Linked DNA regions of Mus musculus: region 2 is linked to region 1. A link is a contact called in ENCODE Hi-C data. All regions are on one chromosome and are shown on one strand. The core of a region is the stretch at or near the end of the contact, and the rest is flanking DNA. Distances in the headings are between cores, read along the strand shown. Region 1 holds the start of Pfdn4 (prefoldin 4). Region 2 holds the start of Zfp64 (zinc finger protein 64).

The links. A loop is a pair of places that touch in the nucleus more often than their neighbours do.
Region 2: a loop to region 1 is called in a map of T-helper 17 cell, with 9 times the contacts of the local background. The contact joins the promoter of Zfp64 here to the promoter of Pfdn4 in region 1. A Hi-C loop is called at or near these places in 2 of 37 maps with a recorded cell type or tissue (T-helper 1 cell and T-helper 17 cell).

Annotation. Positions count from the first base shown.
Region 1 is chr2:170,507,825-170,514,400 of GRCm38, forward strand. Pfdn4 (prefoldin 4) reads left to right here and starts at 3,406. Exons shown (of 4, transcript NM_001110152.2): 1 at 3,406-3,645. The coding sequence starts at 3,622. Gm16796 (predicted gene, 16796) reads right to left here and starts at 4,103. Exons shown (of 3, transcript NR_040367.1): 1 at 3,015-4,103.
Region 2 is chr2:168,951,246-168,958,722 of GRCm38, forward strand. Zfp64 (zinc finger protein 64) reads right to left here and starts at 4,342. Exons shown (of 6, transcript NM_009564.2): 1 at 3,874-4,342; 2 at 300-533. The coding sequence starts at 3,919. It overlaps Gm39993 (a long non-coding RNA gene), which reads left to right and starts at 4,838. Exons shown (of 2, transcript XR_867023.3): 1 at 4,838-5,401; 2 at 6,493-7,003.

The sequences.
Region 1 (6,576 bases), core at 2,156-4,655:
TGACTATATATTTGGCCCAGAGTGTGGCTTACTAGACTGCATGTCCTTTGGGCCGGTTCCTAAGGCTTTGCACAGAAGAAAAGCTAAAATTTGGAGTCATGGCGCCACCTGGTGACAAAATGCAGTTATTCAGGAGACGGGCCCACAGAGCTACAGTTTATGCGAGGCGTTTGATATTAGGCACAGGAAGAAGAAATGCGAACACGAATATGGGCTCTGGAACACTGTTACTGAACAAATGCACCAGCAGCTATCTCGTATCTCACAATACTCTCTAGTCCTTAAATATGCCGCCATTTAATTGTCCATACATCAGTTTACCCATTAATGAGCAGGCAAGATCGGCTTCCCTTGGTGCCCCTGGCTTAGCAGAAGAGAAATAGCTCCCAAGGAAACGGGCAGAGAGCTATAGAGTCGCTTGCAGGGGTGAAAGTGTTTAAGAGAAGTGGATCAGTAAGTTGGTGCCGCTGTAACAAGGAACCCCGCGACCCGGTTATTGGTAATTCCTAAGCAACAGAGATGAACTTCGCACAGTTGTGGAGGTGAACAAGTCCAATGTCAAGCAAGGTGCTGGAAGGTTCTATGCCTGGAGAGGGGTCTGGCCTTTTCATCCAAGAGGCCTGTGTCCTTCCCATTCTGGGAGCTGTCAGATGAAAGAACTAGTGCCTGACTGCAGTGGTCAGTGGGGATTTTGGTGGCATGCTGACTGGACTAAGAGTATCTTTGATTCCTCCACGTTCCTCCAAGTGGCCCCTCACACTCCTGAACGTAACCCCATCCCCCACCCTCCCGGGTGGGATAAACTCATTGTTTCACTAAATTGAACTCGTGTGGCATCCTTACTTGGTTCCATCATCGCTTTCCTTTCTAGGGTGAGCAGATGTTTGTCCATGTCTCTCCAGGGAAAAGTGCTACCCGAAGATCAGAGAGGGAGGCGCGCCTTGGTTTGGAATTTTAGTTTGACCGGTCCTACGTGCAGTGGGGAGGTACGAGGATTTCAAACCCTGTCAGGACAAAATAGCTTACAAACATCTTTGAGTCAGATACAAACAGGATAAGATGAAAAGACGTCCAAAACATTGGGAAATGGGCTTGGATGCCTGAGAATTCAGTCATAGTCCTTGGGTGCCCCCTGCAGGCAGATGATCAAATTACTTCCTGCTAGCGAGATCTGTGGCTCCTGCCACTCAGACTTTTCCTCTTCAACCCCAGGGAACGCAGGACCTTGGGGGAGGGGCACTTGCGCGAGCGCACACGCACGCGCACACACACTGTCACAAAACGACAAATATGCTCATCATCCCTGTGTGACGCAGTCTAAAAGCTAGGACAAGCCTGGACAACATTCACTTCCAATGGAATTTGTTTTCTCTTTCTTTTTCGTGCCTCTCTGGTGGCGTTCTCCTGACGAAAGCTGCATGTGTTTCCCTTGCTGGGACAGTCAGCCACATTTACACTAACCACCCTCTCTGACACACTATCCTTATTTAACGGGTTGTTTGTGGTCTGTCTCCTGTCAGTAGACAGCAAGGTGCTGGGGGACGGGGTACTTTATCTGTTTGACATGCAGCATCCCCAGTGTCTGGTGTCTTTTCGGTCCAGTCAACATGCCACTAACTACAGATTCTCCATGACCACTGCAGCCAGACACTAGCTCTCCCTTCTGAGTCTGGTCTAAGGGTTACAGAGTTCAGGACTGGGGTTTGCGGTATATACAAATGAGTTCCTCAAAAGTGGTGCCACCGTAGTAATTCCAGGTCCAGAGATTTGACTCTGTATGTGCAACTGCTAAGTAGCAGAGTGCAAACGGCAAACCTTCCTCAGGAGGGTGTTAGGACTTCACTCTGTGGAGTCCAAGTTCATTATATCCAGAGGGCTTGATGGTATGCAAGCAATGAGCAGGATTGCATTGTAACGATAGGAGATAGATTGTAACCAAATGGGCACATGCATTATACATTAGAACAGCGGTTCTCAACCTGTGGGCCGTGATCCTTTTGGAAAGTCGAATGGCCCTCCCACCCAGGTCAAGTATCAGACATCCTGCATGTCTGGCATTTACGTTACAATGTATAACAATAGCAAAATTACTGTTGTAAAGTAGCAATGAAATAATTTAATGGTTGGGAGTCACCACAACGTGAGGAACTGTATTAAAGGGTCACATTAGGAAGGTTGAGACCCACTGCGTCATAAGCAGACAGGCGAGATCTGCCCCTCTTCCCCTCCTTGGCATGCCCTTGTGCTTGAAGCCATAGGAGGGACTGGCAGAGATGCAAGAGCGCCCAGCCGTGCTTTTACTGTCCTGCGGCTCACACCTGGTCCTCCCTGTCCCTTGGTAAATGAGACAATGGCCCATACCCCAATACTCTAAGCTCTTCTGCCCTCAGACCTCCGACTTTCTGAGAGCAAAGTCTTGGCTACCGAAGTTAACAATGGCCCTGGTTACTAAGGAAGCTCGGTGCCCACTGGGCCCTGTGTGGGCAGTCTTCCCAGGCTAACATATTTGAGCGAGTGGAAGACATATTTCTGAACCAATTTAATTTTAAACACATAAAAGAATTCATTTCAGTTGCACATGATGGAGCACGCCTCTGATCCTAGCGCTTGGAGAGCAGAGGCAGGAAGATCTCTGTGAGTTTCAGGCCAGCTTGGTCTACACAGCTAGTTCCAGGACAGCTAGGATTACATTGCAAGACCCTGTCTCTAAATATAAATAGCCAAGCAACCGTCCAGTAAGCTATTATCTAAGCATTTAAGTTTGTTATAGCGCTCTAGGTCAGTGGTTCTCAACCTATAGATCGGGAGCCCTTTACAGAAGCCGCCTAATACTATCAGAAAATAGATATTTATTGACATTATGACCCAGCACCGTAGCAAATTTACATAATGAAGTAGCAACAAAACTACTTTTTATGGTTGGGGGGGGCACTACAACATTTAACTGTATTAAAGGGTCTCAGCACTAGGAAGATTGAGAACCACTGCTCTGGATCTTTTTGGGTGTCACCTACCTTTGGCTTCATCTATTCCTGGCTGATCCCCTAGTGTCCCCTGCAGTGATCAGTGGCATACAAGCTAAGATCAACTTCAAGAGTGGCCTTCAGCTTGTAGCTTCGCCAGCACTGGGTTTTTATGTGGTAGGGGCTGTAGATCGAACTCAGGTCCCCATGCTTGAGTGCAAATACTTGACCAAATGATTTACCAAATACTTTGCCGAAGCCACGCCCTTACCCTCCTTAGCTTCTCTCTAGGTTGTTGAATAAATGGAAAAAGAATTTCTTAAGCTTCCCATTCCACACAGCTGGGTGGTACCCAGCGCTCCCCCTGCTGGCCGTGGCTGGGATCTCGGGCCCGACTATTGGCCGCTTTTGGTATTTATGCCGGCCGAGAGGGAAGCTGCCTGTCCCTTTAATTGGAAGATACCAAGTGTTTCCAGGGCATAGTTTTTTTTCCTGAGTCCTTGCCCTGGGAATTTATAGTTCAGAGACACAGATAGCAGCAGTGTTGAGATAGTGCTGTGCGTTAGGGGGGAGTCTGGCTCAGCAGGGCTCGAGAGGGACCTCGGGGGGTGACGCACGCCCGAGTGGTTTTCCCCCGCGCCCCGTGGTTCAGTCCAAGATGGCGGCCACCATGAAGAAGGCGGTGAGTGCGGCGGGGCCGGGGTCCGAGGAGCCGTGGGCCGGGGCGTGTGAGGAGACGCGGGGCGCTGGGGGCCGGGGTCTGAGGAGGTGAGGGATGCGCGGGGCCGGGGCCCGCGCTGGGTACAGGGGTGCTTCTGTCCGCTCCGCTCGCCGTCAGGGCAACCGCCTCACCTGCTCAGGGTCGTGCATCTCCTCGGGCACCGGGTCGGGCTCCGCATCCCGGGCCGTCTGCTACCGCATCCCGGGGCGTCGTCTGCTACCGCACCTCTGTGCTCCGCCCCGGACCGCTCCGGTCGGTCCACGCTCCGTGCACCGAGTGTCTAATTGACGTTGAGAGCAGTCGGCCCGAGCGAGCGCGGTGGCTCTCCGGGCTTTTCCCAGCCATTAGGAAGGACACGGGTCCCCACGCTCTGCCCCGCACACTTCACAGCCAGCCAGCCAGCCAGCCATTCCTTTGGTGACTCATCTGGTGAGATGCTGGGTCTGGTGATTTTTGTTTGGTCAAATTAGAGCTCTTTATCATTTTTAAAACGACGTCCGATCCTTGTTCATGGGGCTCGGTGTGATGTCTTATCACACTTTTGAAAGACACGGACTTGTGTGTGTGTGTGTGTGTGTGTACACACCAGACTGGTCCACGGCTTCCTATGCAGTCAGAGATGATTTTGAATTTCTGACTCTCCTGCCTCCACTTTCCAGGTGCTGGAATCACCGGTGTGTGCCACTACCCCTGGCTTTTGGTGTGCTGGTGTGGTGGACCCAGGGCTTCATGCATGACAGGCAGTAGACATGGCTATGCAACCCTTTCAACCAATATTTTGAAACTTGAGCTAAATTTGAGCCACCAACTTAAGTTAAACTTCCATGTGGGTTTTTATAACCTAAACGTGTTTCCAGGAGTGCAGGTGTATCTAATACAGGGAAAGAATTGCAGAGGAGGGGAAAAAAAAAAAAGAACAAACAAGCAAACAGCTGATAGCTATTGGGGCTTCACAGTGTGTTCGGACAGTTCTTAGCATTTGCTAATTATTTTGATCTGCTGTGTCAACCTTTTGGGAGATTCTGTATTTATTCACTTTTAGCTGAAGAGGAAACTGAAGCGCAGAAGAAAAGCTGTGATTTAAAGAGCATTTGCACTCCAGGCTCCTGTCTGTCTGTCTCTCTGCCTCTGCCTCTCTCAGGCTCCTTGTCTGTCTGTCTCTCTGTTTCTCTGTGTGTGTGTTAGTGTGTGTGTCTCCCCCCCACCCCACCCCGGGCTCCTTGTCTGTCTGTCCGTTTGCCTGTCTGTCTCTGATGAGAGGCGCTTGGCTGAAGACAGTTGCTTTCACTCTACTTTGTAAGGCCCCTGTAGAATGCCTTTGTGTTCTCGCTGTTGGCACCGTGTAGTCAGTGCTTCTGACCACTGAAGGTTGATGCTCAGCATCCCAGTTCATTAAGAGGGAATGGCTGCTGAGCCTGGGGAGGCTTCAGAGTTCGAAAGAGCCCCTCGCCCTGGTCTGTCACCCACAAATTATTACACGGTAGCAGAGTACAGTCCGGGGCCACGGTGATTTGGCCAGGTAGGAACAGGTTCATTTTGCCTCTCTTGTTAGACTGTGCTCTCAGCTGTGGGTTACACTGGTCAGTTCCACGATAAACATTGTCCTTGCTTTTGCTTTTCTGAGACAAGGTCTCACTGTGTAGCATTTGCTGGTCTGGAACTCTTAAGAGATCTGACTGTCAGCTGAAATTGTGGAGAGCTTTTTGGCTGGGGACCCAGATCTCAGTACCTGAACTTGGAATAGAGTATGGTTTATTTCCTCTTAACAATCCCATAAGGTGTTACTGAGGCCAGGGTGTAGTCAGGGTCCAGGGCAGCTTACTTTCTTCTTGAATTTGGAGCAAGTCATGTCTTGTATAACTAGCAGAATTCCCTTAACTCTACAGTGATCCTTTTTGCCATTCTGCCTTCATTTCTCACATAGCCCAGGCTGGCCTCAAACTCACTATGCAGCTGAGGATGACCTTGAATTGTTAATCCTCCTGCCTCCGCCTCCCAGGGGCCAAGTGGCTTCTGGTGGCTGCTGTTTGTCAGGGCTATGTCGGGAAATGCCTGCTTTGGAAAAAGCAAAAACAGCCAACTTCCAGCACTCTTTGATGTCAAAATATCTGAGTCTGATCTATCGTAATTTAGATTCTAATTCAGAAATCTTTCACCAGTGTTGCTTGTCAGGCAGGCCCTACTAGGGCCTCTCACCTGAGTTGCTTTTAAAGTCCTCGTGGTGACAGACACACCTGAAAATGCATCCTAGGGCTTGGGGGCTCTGTAAACTCCCGAGTTAAGAAGGGAGTCCTCGAGGTTTTCTGGGAGATTGATAATTCTCGTAGGCAAAGCACCAGGATACAGGTCTCACCGTCTTCGTGTCTGTTGAGTGTCTGCTGCTCGCCTCTGTGCTGTCTGTGCTCTGCGCTGTGCACACATGGTGGGGCGGACTCTGACCATACGCATTAGGGCTGATGTCAGGCTTGGGGCATGCGCAGTTGCTTGTTGGGATGAGAGCCTAGATTCCAACACCTGTCTATCTGGGCCACTGAGCCTTGCCTCGAGACTATAGGTTACCCTACAACCTCTGGAGAAGTTTGCGTATGCACACTTTATGCCATAGCTTCCAGGGGACCAGGAATGGGTGGAGTGTGGATCTGTGAACTCCTGCCTTTGGCAGAATAGCCAGCCGTTCTTACTGACCTTCATTTATTAATTCCAATATGGTGTATTATCTATAATGTTGTTATAAATCTGTAGCTTCAGTGAGAGCCTTTTCTTTGTTAAAGGTTTTATTTTTGTTTGTGTATATGTGTGTGTTCCTGTGTGTATATGCCATGTGTTTGCACACATGTGCATGAATGTGCCCGCAGAAGCCAGATGAAGGCCTCAGATCCCCTGGAGCTGGAG
Region 2 (7,477 bases), core at 3,092-5,591, 1.6 Mb before region 1:
AGCTGTTTCTACAGCAGCTGTTTCCCAGAGGTGCTGGTTAAAAATAATTAGTCTCAGCCACCAGGAGGCAGAGGCAGAGACAGGCAGATCTCTGAGTTCAAGGCCAGCCTGGTCTACATTAAGAGAGTTCTAGGACAGCCAGGGCTACATGGAGAAACACTGTCCCAACATCCTCAATAATAGTGACGAGTAACCAAGGGACCCTGAGCAGGCCTTCCTACCCGGCCCCGAAGAGGTGGGGGATATAGCCAGCCTCCTCTGTCCACCCCTCACCACCCTCCCCGCTCCCCGCACTGTACCTGTGATAGTCTGAGTCTCTGAACTGATGGTCGTTGTGGTGGTCTGGGTGGCAGGCTCTGTCTCCTCTGCCACAAACTGGACCGTGCTGGGGGCTGTCACCGGCGTGGTAGTCAGCTGGCAGCCGCTCTGTTTGTGGGCCACAAAGGCATCCAGATTGCTGAAGTGCTGCTTACAGAGGCCGCAGATGTGGATGTCCGGTGCCAGCTCCACCAGCACCGTGGTGCCTCCTGGGACTTCGCCGAGACAAAGGAAAAGTTACAGATTAATTCCAAACAGCCCAGCTTCCTGGCAGGGGGCATACATGGCTAATGGATGGTCTATGTTGCTTCTTCTTGCAAACCTACTCCAAATTCCGTCCTAGCAGCTGTGTCCCGAGATGTGAGTCACGTCCTACAAGGCAGTGTTGCTCCCAAGGACCACTGAGAGCTTGGGGTTTATTTTACAGGGGCTGGGGAGACAGTCCACAAATTGTTTGCCTTGCAACGTGAGGGAGGCCCTGAGTTCAATCCTTAGAACCCATGTAACACGTTGTATGTGAGGAGTGTCTGTAATCTCAGCATAGGGGAGGAAGAGGAAGAGGAGGCAGGAGGGTCCCAGGGCTTGCTGGCCAAGTGGCCTAGCCTATTCGGCAAGCTCCAGGCCAGGGAGGGAGCCTGTCTCAAAACACAAGGTGGATGGTGCCTGAAGAACAACCCGGAGGTTGTCCTCTGGCCTCCACATGCGTGTTCTCAGGGCTGTACATACTGGTGTGTCCATGTTCCCACAATCAGTAGAAAAAGAGAGTGCCTTTGAAGTACAGGGTGCGTAGCCCCTCACAGGCCCGAGGCCATCTCCTGACCTACTAGGTACAACAGTGATTCGCGTGCGTGAACTCTTTCAGCACACACACCACAAAGGAAGCAAAGAAGGCCAGCTGTACCTTCCTCTGCTTTTTCATGTGGATGCAGATATAACGCTGGCGCTTCTGCAGCCATTTCATAACTACGGGGAAAATTCCAGAATCCCTGATTCTTATTCTCACTTCCTTGGTCCCTGAACACAACAGGGACCAAGGAATTGAGCAATGCTGTTTCATTGCTGTAGGAAAATGGTACCCCAGTCAGGTAAGGATGAATTCAGTCTACAAGTGTCAGAAACACGAACTAAGCTCAATACAGCATTGAGACTGTCAAAGCATCTAACACCGTGCCTGGTTCTCTATCGGAAAGTAATATAGTTTCAGATGCTGCTCAGTGGGTAGAGCACTGGCTTTGCATACTCAAAGGCCCTGAGTCCGACGCCCAGAACCTTCTAAAAATGGGCCAGTGGGGGCATGCAGGCCAGTAACACAATTCCAGTCACTCCAGAGGTAGAGGCTCAAAGACTGAATCTTAAGATTTCTCCTGGGTCTTGGACAGTTCAAAGCACCCAGGCCCCGTCTCAGACCAACAGCAAAAGAAAGTACTGTAGAAAGTACTGTGAAAAGGTTTGTTAAATAGATAACAATTAGTGAGTCTCAATGTGAGAAATTTAACTTTTATTCTTAAAATTTTCTTTTGTGGAGTTGTAGGGGTGGCTCAGTGGTTAGGAGTATGTAGGGGTGGCTCAGTGGTTAGGAGTATGTACTGATCTTGTAGAAGATCTGGGTTCTGGCCCCAGAACCCACAGTAGGCGGCTCATAACCAAGCACTCCCAACTCTAGCTCCAGGGCATCTGACACCCTCTTCTGGCCTCCATGAGCACTTGTAACCGCAAACAATTGCCCATCTCTAGCTACAAATAATTGAAAATAAAAACTGGATTTTTTTCCTCTTGTATAATAAAACTTACCCCCCCCCCAAAAAAAAAGAACAGTATAGGTTTCTGACACTTGTAGAAACATCTGGGAGAAATGGTAAGAATTGCCAGAAAAAAAAAACCCTCATTATAATATTTCCATTGTATCTTTCATGGACATTGCAAAAACACTTTCTACTATTTATGCTTAAAATTCTGAAGCTAATCTTTCTCCTACATAGTACCACACAGGCGTGTGCCACACCGTATCACTCCACGGTATCTACACATCATAAGGTAACGTCTGTAACCCGTGAAATTAAATACTACAGAACCACATTCGTGTAACACGATGGGGCTGGGCGTACAATGTGATTTTCTGTAGACTCCTTTGATTCTGTCCCGTTTCCTCCCGGACTAAGACATGGCATCTGCGTGTTATGGTGTCCTGTGGTAGACATACCAAGGACAAAGATGCTAGGGCCGACATTTTGTAAGTCACCTTGCAATGGGCGTTAGAAAGCAACAGAAGGCCTTCCTGCTCGGGACTGCTGCTGCCAGGTGGCTGCAAGAATAGCCCCAGGACTAGAGAAACACGGAGGAAGGAAGCCATATTTGCATAGCTAAGGGTGTCTTCGTGGTGGTGGGAGACTGGGGTCCAGAGTGAAGGAGTTCGGTGCTAAGTTATGCTCTGGTATTCACAAAAGGAACAAGTTGCAATGGGGACCTTTCTCAGCACCCTGAAACTGTCACAGTCAACAGGCACTTTACCCAAGGCTTTCTCATCTGCAAAATGGGGACAAGACAGATGATCTCTTCCTGAGCCAGCCTGCTCTATAGAGTGAGTTCCAGGACAGCCAGGGCTTCGCAGAGAAACCCTGTCGAATAACCAAAAAACAAAACCAAACAACAACAACAACAACAAAACAAAGACAGATCTCTCCTTAGGATCCTTATAGATAAATTCTCTGATGTGGGGACTGATTTCCCATTCCAGAGTAAGTCATCTGGTGGGGTCGTCCCTCTTTAAAACACAACCCGAAGTCCACAGCACTGGAAGACACTGAGACACATGGGGTGGGTGGGGACTGGGTTTAGAGTTCAGAGGACACTCAGGCAAGTTTGGGGAGCCAATGGCTATAATATCTGCAGTTAGCAAAGTGACTCAGGTGTTTGCGAACCTTGTCCACAGCTTTTCAAACATCTGAGGCTCCAGGCACAAGGAAAGACCTGGGATTCCGGCCCCACCCTCCCTCGGAGACCTGCAGGGGATGGACCAAGCAGCCTGTTTTGAACACATGCGCTCCAGGTGGCCGGTCCACGGTTCAGTCCGTGGCCCGTACTTTGGGGAACAAAGGCACATGGAGATAGCAATAGCTTATAGGATGTCAGGAAAATAGCAGAACCTCAAACTCACTGCAAGTCACCCCCAGCCAGGTCTTTCACACCCATATCATCCCCTACCCTGAGTGCCAGGATGGCTCTGCAAACCTGTCCGCGAGCCCCTCAGGGATGCTCCAACCTGAGCCACTGAAGCAGAAGTTTCCCTACCAGTTGGCCTGGATCACCCCACTTTCTCCTCTCCTCTGCGCCCCAAACTCCACCCGGCGGGGCAGGGGAGGTGGTGACAGTCTCCTCGCCGCGTGGCCTCCCCTGGTCTTGCCTCCCCTGGGGTACTGCAAGAGTTCCAGGCGGCTCCCGACCTGACACGCCGACTGGGCTGGCGGGGACAGGCATGCAAGGTGCGCCGTCACCCCGATCCCGGGGCCTGCTGGCTCTGTCCGGGCCAGGCCCCAGCTGCGTCTGTTCAGTACTTACTTTGCATCGATCCAGAAAAGGTGTCTCCTTCCACGCTCGCGTTCATGGCCCCAGACCTTGGGGCGCCGCTCCCGGAGCCCCACGGCTCGCTCTACATTATGCAAAGACTTTTCTCCTGCATATTTCCCGCACCAGCCAGTCTTCTCCCAACTCTGTGAGGCGGGGACGGATGTACAACCAGCGCCACTTCCGCTGCCTAGAGGGCGCTGGCCCCTTGCACCCAGCCCGACTCCCAGGCGGTGCTCTCCCGAGGAACCGGGAAAGGTCGTGGAGTCTAAGACCCGAGTACACCGATCCCTCCACCCTATCCCAGGCATGCCAGGGACTCTGTGGTCGCCTTGCGCCTTTGCATCTTGCCCTCCTGGAGACGCTCATTCCTTCGCAGATGCCAGGAGGATGCGCTGCCGGCCTGGGAGAGTGGAGCCCCAAATCCCGGGGTGCTCCCCTAGGGCAGATCCGGCAGCGTAACACCGGGGCGGGGCCTTTGCCCTGCTGCTGGGTTGAGCCGGTGAGATGGCTCAGCAGGGGTAGGGCACACGTCACCAAGCCTGGTTTCCTGCCAGCCAGCTCACATGGTGGAAACAGACTCAAGCATCTGCATGTACAATATAAGTAACTTAAAAAAAAAAAAAAAAGAGATTAGTGTGTAGTAGATGGGAGAATTCATTGGGGCTCTGCTCCACGGGGGCTTCAGTATTTCACGCAGCATGGAGGGTTTGTTAGAATTGCTTGGGGATGGTGAACTGGAAAGAAGGCATAGTGGCTAAGAGTCTGTGCTGCTCTTGCAACGAATCCCAGCGCCCACATTAGGTGACTCACAACTATTTGCAACTCTTCCCCGAGAATCCTGCACTGAAGAACTGACCTTAGCTCTAACCTTGAGCTTACCCAGAAGGTTCCACAGCCCCTTTTTATTTCCTGTTATGATCTAAGCCACAAAGTCACTCCAAGGGTCAGACTCTGAGAGGTTTATTGGGGAGGGGCTTAGAGTGGCTGCCTCTGGGAAGGGTGGAGGTGAGCAAGGGCGTTGATCAAAAAGAGGCGGGAAGAAAGTCCGCCTTTTAGGGACTATAGCACATGCGCAGGGGAGGAATGTGGCTCAACTTGGCTCCTACTGATGACGTAATTGCCGTCTCAGGGTCCCTGGGTAGGTTGTGGAAGATGTCTAGTAACTACCATCCCTCCCTTTCGTTCAATATAAAAGAGGAGGAACTAAGAAGGGGTGATGTTGAGGCCGGAGAGCAATTTGGACTATTTCCTGTTGTCCGGGGTTGTCGCATGTTCGGGCATTGCTGATCCTCACCATCAGGGCACACTCCGTAACCATGAGACTCAGGCTTTGTGGCTAGCAGCCCGTAGTCCCGTAACAGTAAATTAGTTGTTTGATTAGAGAGTTTTTTGAGTTTGTTGTTGAAGAAATGCCAGAGGAGAAGAAATTGATAAAAGAGGGTTCGATGACAGCCAGGAGGGGCAAGATTTGAACTGCCCTTTCATCATGTCTGGCAGCTATTGCGTGCAACAGGAATTGGTAAGAGCTCTTCTCCGTGTGTCACCCCCAACTTGGGGAAGAGAAATATTAGCATGCAAACTCCTGACCAACTAGGGTGGTAGGCCAGAGTGCCACAAAGAATCGAGGGGATATGAACGGGCAGGCACTGGGGCTGAGATGAGGTAGCAAGGTTACGGTTTTGTTGCAGTCTAGGGAACGTGTCCCAGGTGCCATAAGACAGTTTGTCACACCAAAGAGGATGATATGAAAAAAGGGAGTCAGAGTGACCCCAGGCTCAGTGAATTTGGTGAATGGGGAGGGAGGGTTATTTGACAGGGTCACAGGAGAAGCTATAAGAGGCAGTTGTGAGCTAGTCCCAGGAGGCCGTCTCCACAGCCAGCCATCTCCAAAGCTGCCACATTGGGTGACATTAAGGAGTCAGTAGGCTGAGGCCAGATCTGAAGCAGGAGACAGGTTTGTATTATTTAGGAGAGGGCACATCAAAGATGTCAAACACACCTTGGAGGAGTGTTTAATTACCTCCTTCACCTATCTCCAGAGGTTGGGTACTCAGTCGGGATGTATTTTCTCTGATATTAATTGTGCTCACTGGGTGTCTGGGGTTGAAGCGATGGTAGTTTACCAGCGATGTGCATTTCCTACCTGGGATTCTCTGGGTCCCGGATTTAGAGGCAGATGGCCCCCCCCATCTTGTAGGTGGCTGAGGGAATCAGGATGAGCTTGTATATATGATGAATAGTATGGGTGGCCTCCATATCTGCCTGGCCACTCTTTACAATAACTTTTTTTTTGGCCTGGCCATAGAGGGAGCAGACAAAAACATCATTAAAATGAAGGAGAAGGTGGATATGGGGGTGATGGGAATTCTAACTGGCTCCTGAGAGCCTGCTATGAAACAATTTCCTGACCCTATTTGGAGGGACTTTGCTATAAGTGAGGGTGTCTTGAGTCTGAATCTCCATATGTCAGAGTTCCAATGGAGGGAGTGGGATAGGGAGGGTATGGATGAAAGACGGAGTCAGAACCGGTACATGAGCTCAGAGGTCATTTTGAATGCTCAGTCCCCAGTTTGACCCTTCCCCTACCCACTAGTGCTTTTATTTTGGGAGATTGGAACTCCTGAAAAATGAGGCCTAGCTGGAAAAGAGACCACTGGGGACAGACCTCTCTGATGCTACAACACAGCCCAAGCTCCCATAGTTGGTGCCATGAAGAGAGCTTCACAGAGCTGACCTGCCTTCTCCACCACAGTGGGCTAAACCATTGGAAATCCCGAGCCAGGAGCAATCCTGGTCCTCAAGTTGCTTCTGTCTGTCATTCTGCCACAGCAATGAGAAAATCAGCAATAACTGAAGCAGCAAGCCTTTGTTCTGCGGAAGCTCGTTTCACTTCTCGTAAAGAGCAAAACTGCCTCGGGACAGCGTCGGAGCACTGGAGATCCCATTTAACGTTGATGGCAGCTCTTGTTCTTATTTTTAATTAATTATGTGTATGGGTGTTTTGTTTGCATGCATATCTGTGTACCTCATGTGTGCCCAGAGATGCCCAGAAGAGGGAGTCAGCATCAAAGCCCCTGGCTAACATGTCTCAGCAGTTAAAAATATAGCTGTTGCTTTTAAATGTCCCTTGTTTTTCTAGATGAAGGCTATCAGTGATGACTAGCTGTGGCCAAATGGTGGTCTAATGTTTCATTGCTCGCTTGAGCCATGGCTGGTGAGCCAGCTGGGTCCTTGGCATCTTGGGGATCCTATGCTCATGTCTGCGACCCAGGCTTCCACCTTCCTGCTGGGTTTGTCTAGTGGGGAGAACGGAGAAGTCTATGATGATTTCTTTATCTCTAGTCTGGTCTCCACAGCTGCATCTCTCCCTTTCCTCCAGGATGGACCCACGGTAGCCTCACTGCTCCCACATAACTTTGGTCAATGGTTTCAGAAAAAACGCCATCATCTCCCTTTATCTCCATTTTCCTCAATTTCTAGGGGAGGGAGGGCAGCAGCTCCTGGATGTCATTTGTCTCTGGGCTATCTTGTCACTCAGTATCAGTTTTTCCACCTTTTGAGGACTGCCATCCTCTGAGCTGCTTCTCTTTTCTCT